Regions from separate parts of the Homo sapiens genome. Here region 2 is linked to region 1. A link is a contact called in ENCODE Hi-C data. All regions are on one chromosome and are shown on one strand. The core of a region is the stretch at or near the end of the contact, and the rest is flanking DNA. Distances in the headings are between cores, read along the strand shown. Region 1 holds the start of CTR9 (CTR9 component of Paf1/RNA polymerase II complex). Region 2 overlaps LINC02752 (long intergenic non-protein coding RNA 2752).

Region 1 (7,489 bases), core at 4,989-7,488:
GAGACAAATATGACTACCCCACCCCAACCTCACTCCCACCCTTGTCGTCTACACTATTGACAGATTACTGTGCCCCTGTTATAGGGTTGTTCTGAGGATTAAATGAGTTTCTGTATGTAAAATTCTGACACAAGTAAATATTCAATACCTGTTAGGTGTATTAAGTGTAGATGTTAACTTTCTGTTTAATTACTACTAGGGGAAGTAAAATCAATCAAAAAAGTAATTTGCTCAGGCATCCCAAAGATATGACATACTTAGGGATAATTTCCATGCTAATATCTTGCCTTGGGGATTCACAGACCAAGTAGACAATGTTAAACACCAAACCCATCTGAGATACAGACCTGTGGTTATAAGTGCTTAGGAGAGACTATTCCCCCATTGCACCATCTATACCTTTTACACCCAGAACATCTGTGTTGGTGGGATTTTTTTTTAGTTCCCCCACTTTTACTTAGGGTGTAATCTTTTAAGGGTTCCAATGTGGGCCCAAAGCCTCTAATCCTGTTTCTGTGTGAACATTAAGACACAATTCACTGGAATATATCAGCCACCACTACCTGGGTAGTCTTAGCATGGGCTTAAATGCCTGTTCTTCAGATTATTAGATAGCTCAGCTATTCATTTATGAGGACATTTACTGTGTGTGTGTGTGTGTGTGTGTGTGTGTGTGTGTGTTTTCAGACCTGCAAATCTAGGTGTTTTTAGCAGGAGGGTTTTCTGGTTATTCAAATCTGCCAGAACTAAGATTTCTATCAGAGTGTTTTACTGACAGTCAAATTAGGTGTGTTGACCTTTATTCCCAGTTCTTACCTAAAGGAGCATTTTATGTAATTTTAAATTCCTGAAACTATAGTGATGTTTTGGAGATGAATATTTATTGAAACCCCAGAGGAAACTATGACACAGAGTATTCTAAGACAACTGCCCAGGCAACTGTAATGATAAATTATAACCCTAAAACTTTTGCCTAATGATGATTTATCCTAATATTTCATAAACAAGCCTTATTTTAATAATTAATGGGGAAAAGTATAATTTAAAAATTCAGCTGCAACAACAGGGGATACTCAGCCATAAAAAGGAATGAAATAATGGCATTCACAGCAACCTGGATGGAGTTAGAGACCATTATTCTAAGTGAAGTAACTCAGGAATGGAAAACCAAACGTCATATGTTCTCACTTATAAGTGGGAGCTAAGCTATGAGGACACAAAGGCCTAAGAATGATATGATGGGCTTTGGGGACTCGGGGGTGGGAGTAGGGTGGAGGGGTGAGAGACAAAAGACTACACATTGGGTACAGTGTACACTGCTTGGGTGACAGTTGCACCAAAATCTCCAGAATCAACACTAAAAAATTTATCCACATAACAAAAAACACCTGTTCCCCCAAAACTATTGAACTTTTTTTAAAAAGGAAAATAATAAAAATAATTCAGCTGCAGAGATGTGTCCTGCTGATAGGCCTCTGCTACAGGCCGTACTGTGTTCCCCTCAAAATTCATTTATGGAAGTCCTAACTCCCAGTACCTCAGAATGTGACTATATTTAGAGACAGGATCTTTAGAGAGGTCATTAAATTAAAATAAAGTCATTAGGGTGAGCCCTAATTCAATGACTGAAGTTTTTATAGGAAGAGGAGATTAGGATTTAAACTCAGAGAGAGTGAAGAACATGGGAAGCCACAGAGAGAAGACGGCCATATACGAGCCAGGGAAAGAGGCCTCAGGAGAAACCAAACCTGCCAATGCCTTGGACTCTCACTTCCAGCCTACAGAATTGTCAGAAAATACATTTCTATTGTTTAAGTCATCCAGTCTGTGTACTTTGTTATGGGAGCCCTAGCCCCAGCAAACTAACATAGCTTCGTATTGTTTCTTAATAATTTATACAAACTACTTAAAACACTTAAAACACTTCAATTTGTGTCCTGCTATTTAAAAGATATCTAACTTAAGATCTAAAATATTATTTAGGTTGAGCGTGGTGGCTCATGCCTGTAATTCCAGCACTTTGGGAGGCAGAGGCTGGAGGATCACCTGAGCCCAGGGAGGTCAAGCCTGCAATGAGTCATGACCACATCACTGCCCTCCAGCCTGGGTGACAGAGTGAGACCCTGTCTAAAAAAAATATATATATATATAATATATTATATATTTATATAATTAATTATATTTATATAATTATATATTTATATAGTATATTATATATTTATATAATTATATATAATATATATTATATATTTATATAATTATATATAATATTTTATATATTATATATAATATATTTATATATTTATATAATATATATTATATATTATATATAATATATATTATATAAAATATATTTATATTATATATAAAATATAATATTTATATTATATATAATATATATATAATATATACACACATAATTATATATAACAAATTATATGTATATTTAATTTGTTAAGATCAACTTTCTTCACTCCTTTTTAATAATTAGCATATTTCGCCAGATGTGGTAGTGTCTGCTTATAATCCCAGCTGCTTGGGAGGCTGAAGCAGGAAATTGCTTGAGCCCAGGAGTTTGAGGCTGCAATGAGCTGTGATGGTGCCACCGTACTCCATCCTGCATGACAGAGTGAGACCCTGCCTCAAAAATAATAAATTAATTATTAGCATATTTTATCAACATATAAAATAACTTACTCTTCAGATTGGCTAAATGTATATATTTACCAACATTACAGACAACTGCAATACCAACAACATAAAAGTAAGAATCTTAACAATCTATTTAGAACATGTACTCAACAAAACCCACACTGGCCAAATACACTAACTGCTTTGCCTTGATCTGGTGCACTCAGGCCCAACATGGGGCATGGTGTTTTGTGAATGGACATTATGCAATCATGCCAGTTGAAATAAAATCTTTGAAATTGCTCCAAAACTGGTTCTACAGCTTTAAAACATCTAATTTCATCAGTGCCTGCTACATTTAGGGAAAAACAAAAGGCTGCTTGTAGCAACCTGGTACCAAGAGTGTAGTTTAAGTCTCAATTGTTGCCAGGCCCCTGATAGGTGATTCTCTCTTCATTGTCCTTGCTGATTCCTTGCAGGCCACCTTCCTCTTCACACCCTCTGTGTGCTAGAATTCCTCAGGCTGGGAACTAGGCCCTTCTCTTGTCACTCTCCATTCTCTCCCTAGGTTATCTAATCTAATTTAATCCCATAGTTTTAAAATTCATCTTTATGCCAATAGCTCTCAGACCTATTTCTCCAGGTTAGAAACTGTCTTCTAAATTACAGATCTGTAATTTAGACTATCTGAAATCTGCATCTGGCTGTCGCAGAGACAGTACAAACTACAAACAACACATGTGAAATCCAACTAGTGGTCTACCCTTGCCCAAATGTGCTCCTCCACTAATCTTTCCTATTTTAGGAAATGACACATCATTCACCCAGTTGTTCATGCCAGAAACTGGACGTCCTTCTTGACACTACTTTTTCAGTGACCCCGGCCTATATCCAATACATTGGCAAGTCCTAGTGACTAAGGTATCAACAGATGATTGATAGACAGATAGATAGATGATAATCTTAAATCCATCCACTTCTCTCCACCTCCACTGTCTTAAACCTATTCCTATTTATCATCTGTGACCTAGACAGCAGTTTCCTAAGTGGTCTGCCCACATCCTCTCGAGACACTTTCCAATCCATCTTTCACAACATAGCCAGAACAATCTTTTAAAACCAATTCTTTTTTTTTTTTTTCAGACAGAGTCTCACTCTGTCGCCCAGGCTGGAGTGCACCGGCATGATCTTGGCTCACTGCAACCTTCACCTCCGCCTCTGGGGCTCAAGTGATTCTCATGCCTCAGCCTCCTGAGTAGCTGGGATAACAGGCGTGCACCACCACACCCAGCTAATTTTTGTATCTTTAGTAGAGACAAATTTCACCATGTTGCCCAGACTGGTCTTGAATTCTTAAACTCATGTGATAGGCCACCTCGGCCACCCAAAGTACTGGGATTACAGGCATGAGCCACCGTGCCTGGCCAAAACCAATTCTCTTTTATTCTTTCTCCCTCTCATTGACACATACACATCACTTAAAGCATTTCAATCACTTTGCATGTAAGATAAAACCCCAAATCATTAATATATACTAAGTCAAAAGAAATTCTGAAGGACAAAAGCATTTAGAAAAAAAGTTTACTTACAAAAACACTTGCAAAAGTATACAGGTGAATTTACGCTTTAGAAGGACTGATACATCAAATGAACACACACCAAGGTTTACAGTTAGTTGCTTCATGGTGAGAAAAGAGCAATTTTCTCATATGATTGCCATATGACCCCAAGCTCCCACATATCTTCAGACTGTAGCAGTACAAAAGTCAGCAATTAAACTGTAAGAGAGTCAGTAATATATGGGAAATGCTGAAAGTTTTGTTCACTTTGGAGACTACAGAGTGTGATACTGTTGTTTCACGGTTTATTTCAGAACACAAAGTATTTTGTTTTTCCTGTGGGAAGTAATATGTACACTCACTCATTTTGGAAACAGGACAAGATGTCAGTTTTGCTTTATAAGCATAAACCCCAGCATGTCTGGGTACTTCTTATATCAGCTTCAACTCATGCCACTCTCCCCCTCATTTTCTACATTCTAGTCACATGACCTTCTTGCAGGTTCTCAAAGCTCTTCCCCAACATGCCGTCCCCTCTGTCTGGTACACATTCCCCTACATACTTTACCTGCCAAACCTTACTCATTTTCCCAGATGCAACTTAAATGTCACTTCCTCCAAATCCCACTCTAAACTGAGTGCCCCAACTATTCAATCATAGCACTCTGCATTATCAGGTATGATGCCTTTGGATGCGAATAACTGAAAAACCAAACCTATCAATAGAGTTTTTAATATCAGGGAGGCTTTTGGGCATGGAGAATAACAATCACCACTATGTGTACTTTTGTTTAATGCTTACTTTATAAACTTTAAAATATATTAAACAGTATTTCTGGGAAATACTGTCTGATGCCATCCAATGCAGTATTCACTAACCACATGTGGCTATTGAACACTTGAAATATGACTAATCCAATTAAGGAATTTAATTAGGAATTTTTTTAATTTAAATTTTGGAAAAACTAAAGTGTGTGAACCTATTTTTTCAACTGCAAACTTTATAAAATCTAAACACAGATCCAATATTTCCAATTAAAATCAGGCAACTGAGATCAGTGTATGCATGTGAAATACATATCGAATTTTCAAGACTCAGTATAAAAAAATGTAAAAATTATCTGAATTTTTATATTGACTACATGTTGAAATGAGATTTTGGATATATTACGTTAAATAAAATATATTACTAAAATTAATTTCCTCTTTTTTTTTTTTTTGAGGTGGAGTCTCGATCGATCCCCAGTCTGGAGCGCAGTGGCTGATCTCGGCTCAGCGCAACCTCCGTCTCCCGGGTTCAAGCGAGTCTCCTGTTTCAGTCTCCCTGGTAGCTGGGATTACAGGCGCCCACCACCGCGCCGGGCTAATTTTTGTATTTTTAGTATAGACGGGTTTTCACCATGTTGGTCAGGCTGGTCTCGAACTCCTGACCTCAGATGATCCGCCCGCCTTGGCCTCCCAAAGTGCTGGGATTACAGGCGTGAGCCACCGCGCCTGGCCTCATCTGCAATTTTACTTAAATCACAAATATACTAGATCTTCTTACATGCTTCGAAGAACTAAAAAAAATAAGACATGAATTATCACAATGATTACCGAATTAATTGTAAATTTTTTTATTTAAACTAGTCACAAAGGTATCACAGGTATGACTTACACCTAACGGGGGCCAAAAGATGGGTTGCGAAACGAATGACTGAATTATCCCTAACAATCTTGGGAAGAAAACAGGATTGGCCAGGCCCATCCCGAGAGGTCCACGTCAGGCAGGGGCCCCGCCCACCGCGGGACCAAGCGGCTACGCCTTCCAAGTTTTCATTCGGGGCCGCGCCAGCGCTGAGGAGAGTCAGACGCCAGATGGTTCCGAAGGTCCTGCAGGCTCTCGGGGCACCCTACAGCCGACACGCCAACAAAAGCTTCGGAGCCGCCAACCCCAAAACGGAAACACCGGAGCCACAAGCTGAGCTCGCGTAGGGCACGCTCCCCCGGGAGTGCTTCCGGGACAGGGGGCGGGGTCGCCGGAAGTGGCCGTCCGCCGTCCGCTGCTCGTTGTTTAAGCGGCTGACGGGAAGGAGAAGCCAGAGCTCCAGCGGCGCCGCGGGGCGGCAGTCAAGACCAGAGCCGGAGCCGTCACTCACCTCTGGATTAGCCTGAAGCGGAGACTACCGGCTGCGGAGCGGCGGGGCGAGACACTTGCTCGCCTTTTGACCCCATCATGTCGCGGGGCTCCATCGAGATTCCCCTCCGGGACACTGACGAGGTAAGTGTCGTGTATGGAGGCGGGTGGGGGCCATGAACTTGTACGATCGCCCCCACCGACTTCGCTCGACTTCGTTTCTGAAGCGAGAGCATCCTCCTTCCCTAAGAGCCCTGATCGAAATACCTGGCCAAGGTCTGATCATCATCTTCTTCAGCCCCTGTGCCCTCTCAGGCTGGGGGCACCGCGTCTCTGCAGCCTCAGGGCCACTCGGAGAAGGAGTTCTTGAAAGTTCCTCTCCAGCCTGTTCGAATTTGACAGTGCGCTACTCTTTTCCTAACCAACCCACGGGAGCAGAGGTGTGAGAGTACCCGATAAACTGTAAAACACCTCGCAGATTACAGAGGTGGGCGCTGATGTTTCCGGGGTTTATATGCTTGCTGCTCAAACTCGAGATCTTTCCCTGGGAATATATAGGAGGTCGCCTCTTCTCCCTTAGAAACTCGAGTCTGTCATGGTGCGCTGTGTTCTCTACACCAACTCTCCTTCAACGAGATATCCCAAGATTTAGCCGCCCCTGTGTGCTGATAAAATTTAACCTCCTCTCGCTTACCTATGTCTCATTCATGGGTGGCCTGTGGCTTGTCTGAGTAAAGCTCTCAGCTTTGATGTTCAGTCTTCTTGTATATCTTTTATTTTTATTTTTTTTGTTTGAGATATAATATTGAGGTATAAAATTCAGTGGTTTTTAGTGTATTCGCAAAGTTGTATAGTCATTACCTCTAATTCCAGGACATTTTCCTATTATTATTTTTGTGCTTACAGTCAGGACTGTCTGTTACACGCAGGTGCCACCTCCATGATTAATGTGTGCAGTGGCATTCAACTTTGCATGGCTTGTAGGGTCATGCATCTCAAGGAGTCAGACCTATGGCATAATAGTCTCTAGGGTGCTTATCTGCACTTTACTTGGATTCTATGTTAAGTAGGATTTTGTTTTGTTATTTTTTAGTAAGCAGACCATTTCTAGTATTTTATAGTTCCAGTGATCTGGGGACAAGTAGCAGGGTTTGTTTGCTTCTCTGTGCTTTAACTTTATTAT
Region 2 (7,489 bases), core at 2,992-5,491, 400 kb after region 1:
TTCAGAAGGAAGATGATATTCCACACTGCTGGGATAACGCCTCGTCATCCCCTGAAGTGGCCTGGGCCGCCCTGCTCAGCCTGTCCCTGGCACAGGCTGCCCCTCACCTGGCAGGAGTCTATGGGCCTTACAGCCAGGGCCTGCATTTTTATATCATCCTAAGCCAGCACTATCTCTGCCACCACTCACCTTGGCTCAGTCTGCTCAAAGTCTCTCCTGCTTTCACATATCAGTCTGCTCGCTGTGAGCTTGCCCCTGGTTTCGGATCCTAGCTTACCTGCATTCCTGAACTTGATCCCACCAGTTCAGTTCCTTGCTTACTGTAGGTCTATTCTCTCTTTAGCTGTGGCACGGTGGAATTGACCACCTGTGCTGGTTAATTTTATGTGTCAATTTCGCTGGACCTTGGTGTCCAGCTAATTGGTCAAACATTATTCTGAATGTTTCTATGAGCGTGTTTTTTTTGGATGAGATGAACATTTAAATCCATGGACTCTGAGTAAAGCAGATTGCCCTTCATTATGTGGGTGGGTTTCATCTAGCCCACTGAAGCCTTTAATAGAACAAAGATCGACTTCTGCCAGCAGAGGGATTGTGCCAGCCGACAGCTTTGGACTTGACCTGCAACATGGGCTCTTCCCTGGGTCTCCAGCCTGCCAGCCCACCCTGCAGATCATGGATTTGCGTGACTCCATAATTGTGTAGGCAGTTCCCTTCACTATCTCTCTGTATAGATACACATCCTATGGGTTCTGTTTCTCTGGAGAACACTGACTAATACAGCTTCTAACACAGGGATGATTAACAGAATGGATTCCAGGGCCTTAAAAAAAAAAAAGTATGAATTTTAATGATCAACTTAAAAGTTATATTTTTCACCTTTTTATTGTAGTAAAATATACATAACGTAAAACTTACTATTTTTTTCCTTTTGCCATTCATTTTATGCAATTTATTAAAAGAATCATTCATTCAAAAATTATTTATTAACTGTCCTGCTATGTGCAAGGAATCTATAAGAGGTGCCAGGGTTAGAAAAACAAAATAAACACAAAAACAAACGTATGGTCTATGACCTCAAAGACGCACCATGTGTAGTCAAGGAAGACAAAAAACATATGTAACAAACCTGCATGTTGTGCACATGTACCCTAAAACTTAAAGTATAATAATAATAAAATAAAAAAAAGAAGATGAATAATTCAATAGAAACTAAACGGAATGATGCACATGAAAACTTACTACTTTAACCTTTTTTTTTTTCGAGACACAGTCTCGCTCTGTTGCCCAGGGTGGAGTGCAGTGGTGCGATCTCGGCTCACTGCAACCTCTGCCTCCCAGGTTCAAGCGATTCTCCTGCCTCAGCCTCCCAAGTAGCTGGGACTACAGGCGCCACCACACCCAGCTAATTTTTTGTATTTTTTGTAGACATGGGGTTTCACTGTGGTAGCCAGGATGGTCTCGATCTCCTGACCTCGTGATCCGCCCGTCTCGGCCTCCCAAAGTGCTGGGATTACAGGTGTGAGCCACCGTGCCTGGCCTATTTTTAACCATTTTTAGGTGTATAGTTCAATGGCACTAATTTAAGGACATTCACATTGTTCTGCAATCCACCTCCACACTCATGTCATCTTTGCAAACTGAACTCTGAACCTATTAAACAATAACTCCCCGTTTCTTTCTCCCCTCCAACTCCTAGCCTTTCTAGTCTCTGTCTGTATGAATTTAACTACACTAGGTCCCTCATATAAGTGGAATCACACGGTATTTTTCCTTTTGTTACTGGCTTTTTCCCCTGTGCAAAATGTCTTTAAGATTTATCCACGCTCTAGCACGTGTCAGAACAGAACAACTATTAAGCTGGGTTCCTCGAGCAATTTTCTAAACTGCTTGAGTCATCTCATCTGTAAAATGGGAATTGTAAGAGTATCAGCCTTATGGGGTTCAATGAGTTAGTATGTAGAAAGTACTTGAGCAGTAGCTGGCTCATAGTGAGTGCTCAATAAATGCAGCCTGCCATTATTAGGTTCCTCTCTGATCTGGTGCCAAGGGTCCTTTTTCAAGATCTGCTGCCCTGCTCAGAATGGTACTCTCTGGCCATCCCACATCTCGCACCTGGCACATGGTTTTCTCAATGAATATTTGTGACATGAATGTACACATGGAACTTATTCTCTCCCGGGCTGTGACCCTGGAGGGTCAGATGAGGGACAAAATCTCTAAGCTGTGACAGGGAGTAAAATAGAGCTCTCTTAAGTACCACAGTCACTTAAACTTCAACAGTTTTCAATATGGTACCTAAACCCCAGTAGCAGTAAGCTAACAATTTCACGTCAGGATGAAATAGGAAGCAACATTGGTCTACAACTTGGAGTTGATGGCCAAGTACAGAGTTTAAGACCTTTGCTACTTGTTGGGAGTACAACCTTGAAGTACTTATCTCCCCTGAAAAACCTTAGTTTCCTCATCTGTCAATGTGGATTACAAGCTCTACTTCCCAGGGCTGCCATGAGAACTTCGCATGAGATTCTGATGGAACTCACTTTGTACATGATGCTGCGCCACAAGGGCCACCCTCTTCCTCAAGTCCCTGCCTTGCTCGGGTGGATCTCAGCTACCAGGGAGCAGCACACCATTTGCAGTTTGGATTCCATTTCCTCTTGACTCTTCTTTTCATTATAAACATGATAAAAGTGAGAGAGACAGATGGCAAGACTTGATTCACTTTTACAAAATGTTTTTATGGTGTGAATGTAAAGCTGAAAATGAGGGGAACGAGAAGCTTTCTCGTTCCCCTCAATATCAGGGGAGTTGGGGAGGTGGTGAGCCCAGTGGGGAGGTTTTGGCCTCCAGGGGAAAGCTAATTGCCCATGGCTTGAGCAGTGCTCCCTGCCACTCGTCTACCACTCTGGACACCCTAGGACATCACTGTCAGTGAGGAGAGACAGAGAGCAGATAGACTTTCTCCTTAAAGCACCTTCCCGAAGGGACACTCAAAGTCAGACACTGGTCACTTACTGGCCGATGGCTCTGGGTTGGACCAAATGACGCTGCCCTTTCCAGCACAGTGAGGCAATGTTCTCTGGCTGAAGCCAGGGCAGCACAGAGTGTGCCTGAGTTCCTCTCAACATTTGATTAAGGCCAGGCTTTCCCAGCATGGCACAATCGACATCTTGAGCTGGATAGTTCTTTGTTGTGGGTGCTGTCCTTTGCATTTTTGTATGTTTAGCAGCATCCTTGGCCTCTACTCACTAGATACCAGTAGCACCCTCCCCATTCCAGTTGTGAAAAACAAATCCCCCCAGCGGCTGGCAAAACTGCCCCTTATTGAGAACTACTGGGGTGCCCCAGTAGTTGGCACTACTGATTGGGGTGCCCATTGTCTGCCCTTCTCGTGGGGCTGGACAAGCCAGATGGAATAGGCAGAGAGTTACCTGGCAGCCCTTTGCTGGGGATCTTTTGTCTACTCTCCACTCTGGATCAAGGAGCTCCACTGGCCTCTGACTTCTGGTTGGCTTTGGCCAGTGAGGAACACAGGGAGGAGATCCAAGGAAGGACAGAGGGCGAGGTCAAGGTATTTGTTCCCCCACTTCCTCCCTGCAGGTTTGAGGGTGTGGCTGCCTCCCTTGCAAAAGGCCACCTCTCCGTTTTAGTGGCCTGCTCCAGGTTCTGGGACCCGCTTCTCTCTTAGCCGCATCAGGCCTGGGGGTGCTAACAGCTCCTTCTCTCCCACTGCTGCCAGCCCCAGGGTGCTGCATGCTTTGGTCAGTTACCTCCACCCTGTCTTCACCTTTCTGAATTTCTCTAATTACTACATTTGAATGTGCCGTCTGCTTGCTGTTGAAACATAACTGATTTTTACAAACAAATGTTTATTTTTCTTGCATTAGTTCATTTGACCATTCATTTCTTCAACACATTATTTTTCATATCTACCTATCCTGGGCCAGGCATGATGCCAGGTACTGGGGACACAGAAATGGATCAGACATCATTCCTGCCTGAAGGGAGCTTACAGTCTTCCTGCGGAATAAGACAGGAGGATGGTGATAGTCCGAGACCTGGTGCTCACGTGCTCTATGAGATGTCTGGTAAAGCCCTGGGGAGGACACAGGAAGAGTATGGCCTAGGGAGCCTAGTGACCCAGGGGAGAAGGTACTGGATCTCCTGCAATGATGACACATCATCAGGTGGTTCTACGAGGACGTCTCCAGATCACAGCAGCGCCTCCTAGGCAGAGACACAAAGTCTGCAGGCTCCTCTCTCCAGGCCCTGGGGACTCTCTCTGGGGAGGAGTAAGCTATGCACATTCAAGCCAAGAGCCTTCTTGCCAGGGCTCCAGAGCTCACTCACCCTGAGGCCCTCCCCTCTTTGGCTATTTGAAATTCCTGACTGATGCTGTGAAGAAAGAGAACATTCCAGCACAGAGAAGTCTTTCCCCGCAGCAGCTGCCAAACAGGCTCTTTGCCGAGGTACCTCCCTGCTGCCTGCCAGCCAGCCATATTTCAAAGGTCACAATTTCCTCCCTGTGGTTTTCTACAGAGCTAAAGTCTCCAGGACCCTGAAATAAATTAAAATATTGATTGATTCTTAATATTCTCTCAAATCTCTCAAAATCTCCAGGTCTTATATAAATCAGTGTGCCGGTTCCAGGGACTTATTCAATAATCTGCAAAGTATCCTGGTAATTACTTTTGGGCTGACCCCATGGCAGAGGGAGGCCACCTTTCCATCATTTTTAGGGCCCTGGGTACAGTAGCTGATCAGAGGACTCTCATTTCTTATTTTACTTACTGAACCTCTTCAACACAGTGCCTTGGACAGCACGAGGCAGCCCACCTGCTGGAACGAGTCTGTCGGGCAGACCTGGGTCAGGAACTTGCCTCTCTGCTGCCTCTTTGCTGCCCTGCCTCATTCTGCTTCTCCCCTTCACCCCTCCCACCTCATCCCCTGCCTTTTACTCCAGGGTCCTTAGCTTTTTAGTTCAAGGACAAGGCAAGGATAGTTCAGAAATTAATTTAATAACACTCCATTTCTTCAGATTAAGTAGAGAGCTTGTCTTATTGGGGAAAAGCTGTCTGAAAGCCTCAAGCACATGGGACTTTCTGATGCTGCCCAAGGCAGCTGCCTGGATTTCAGGAGCGAGGGTGGGATGGGAAGAAGGAGCGGGGAGATGGGCCATATGCCTCTCATAACAGCGCTCGTTTATGCTGCAGTAAGTAATAAAGTGACTTCAGCTCATTAGGGGCCAATGCAGTTCTCAAAGAAGGGAATGTGTTCCTAAGGAAGCTAGAGATGATGCCTTGTGTACGGTCCTCCCTATCTGACCCCAACCACACCTGAGCCTTGCATTCTGCTGCAGCATCCTCTAACATCCTCCTGTCCTGAACGCCAGACAGGTGTACGGCCAGCCACCCTGGAACACGTTTTGCTCTTTCACCATTCTTAGCCTTTGAATATAGTAGTCTCTCTATCTGGGATGCTTTGCTCCTCTTTCCCCCATCTGAAAAACTCCTGGTCATCCTTCAGAGCCTAGTTCAAGGCCAGGTGCGGTGGCTCACACCTGTAATCTTAGCGCTTTGGGAAGCTGAGGCAGGCAGATCATTTGAGGTCAGGAGTTCGAGACCAGCCTGACCAACATGGTGAAAGCCGATCTCTACCAAAAATACAAAAAATTAGCCAGTGTGGTGGTACATGCCTGTAATCTCAGCTACTCGAGAGGCTGAGACAGGAGAGTCACTTGCAACTAGGAGGCAGAGGTTGCGGTTAAAAAAAAAACAACCTAGTTCAAATGTGAACTCTTGTGGGGAACTCCCATACTTCCTGTGTTTTCCTCTGCAGCTGAGGATTCAGACAAACCTCAAAGGTATTTGCAGACATGTCTGCAGGTGTCTGGCTTCCCAACACCTTAGAGTAAAGCTCTCATGGTGACCTATAAGACCCCACGTCATCCACCTTTCATTATCTCTCTGGGCTCCAGCAACATTGACTGCCTTACTGTTCTTCAAACGCCGGCCACCATTGCCCCCCACCCCACCCAGGTTCCTTGCATATGCAGTTCCCTCTGCCTGGGATGCTGCTGTTCCCCACAGCAGAGGTGGAAGAAGCTGTTCTCACAGAGGGGACATGGAGGTCACATTTTAGGTCTCCAGGTGAGTGTGTTGCAGCAGGGGCAGGGTGTGGGGTTCTTCTGCTCGCTTCTGCTTGGTGCAGGATGAGCTTCAGGACACCAGTGGGGGCACCCTGTGGAGCAGAAGCAGAGAGAGCCACAGACCTTGAGACTTGTGGGGAAAGGGAAGGAGCCACCTGGGGCTCAAGAACTCACCTCGTGGCAGGCACACCCAAGACCTCCCCTGGGAGCCCAGAAGCATTCAGAGGGCACTTTGGAGTGGTTGTGAGCAGAAGGAAGTTACGACATAGTGAGGTCTGAGGTAGTACCGTCACTGGGACCCTATTCCTGCCCACAGGCTAGAGGAGGCAAAGAGTTTCCTGTTGTATTGACAGCATCGTCTTGGGTTACAAATAGATTTCACACGGAGACATATGCCTACCTGTTCAAAGTGGCTGAAGGGCTTCAGGCCAACATCATGGAAAACACTCTCCAACCAACCATCTCAAGCCTTTCTGGATTAGGACTGATATATTCAAGTTTATTTTCCTCAAACTGCTGAGTAGCAAATGAGAGAATTTTTTGGTAGGTCTTTGCATAGGCCCAAGCAGGTGGGGCTTGCAACCCTGTATCACAGGGTGGCGACACATACACACATGCACACACACATGCATACACATGCACCTGCACCATGGCAGGTAGGAGCCACAGGAGTGAGGCTGGTACTTCAGCCGATGGTGCCTTTCCTGTGGGGAACCATCTGTCCTTTTTCTTCTGCCAGCTGCAGCCAACTCTCTGGTTCTTCTTTTTCGTCCCACAGCTCCAAATTCTCAAGAGATGGGGTATGGATAGTGGTCATAATCTTATCCCTCCCCCCAGCATGGAAACTTAGGGTTCAAGACAAAATGTCTACTTTTTTGTTTTTACTTGAGAGCATCTGGGAGCTAGGCCAGCATACAGGCTTAGCGGGCTATAGCTAGAGCAGGGAGCTTCTCACCAGGTTAGTAGGAAGTGTTAGGATGAGATGAGGCTGAGACCCAAGGCCCAAGAGGAGGGGCTTAGGTGACTAATATGAGAAGGCCAGGAACAATGTTAAAACTGGCAGCAGACATGGAAATCAGAACCAGGGAGACAAGAGCAGGCATAGTGTCCACAGAGAAATTGAGGAGGCTCTAGGACAATCTCCTGGAATAGATACGGTATTTGTTGCTGACTTTCACAGACCTGCAAAAGTGTGATAAATAGGTGGGCAGCCTGGGTTTGAGGCATTGGGGTGGGATGAACAGTTAGCCTAGATGGTTGACTTCTACATGGGAATCAACTCCTTCTCCTTTCTTAGACTTGCCTTTACATAATTGTGTTAGGACAATCTTCATTCTT

Evidence for each region. Hi-C counts contacts between places; a loop is a spot of excess contacts on that map. Pooled maps may share reads with other maps.
Region 2: a loop to region 1 is called in a map of CD4-positive, alpha-beta memory T cell, with 4 times the contacts of the local background. The contact joins the enhancer-like site here to the promoter of CTR9 in region 1. A Hi-C loop is called at or near these places in 2 of 168 maps with a recorded cell type or tissue (CD4-positive, alpha-beta memory T cell and naive thymus-derived CD4-positive, alpha-beta T cell) and 7 of 50 pooled maps.

What each region holds. Positions count from the first base shown.
Region 1 is chr11:10,745,008-10,752,496 of GRCh38, forward strand. It overlaps CTR9 (CTR9 component of Paf1/RNA polymerase II complex), which reads left to right and starts at 6,239. Exons shown (of 25, transcript NM_014633.5): 1 at 6,239-6,450. The coding sequence starts at 6,406. RefSeq lists enhancers at 5,608-6,108, 5,907-6,056, 6,077-6,126.
Region 2 is chr11:11,143,955-11,151,443 of GRCh38, forward strand. The region is part of intron 3 of LINC02752 (long intergenic non-protein coding RNA 2752); the gene reads left to right. Among named protein-coding and RNA genes, the nearest start is that of LINC02752, 32 kb to the left of the region's middle. Within about 2 kb of position 4,242, at least 11 of the 41 ENCODE cell types and tissues checked have a DNase peak (open chromatin) inside an H3K27ac peak, as active enhancers do.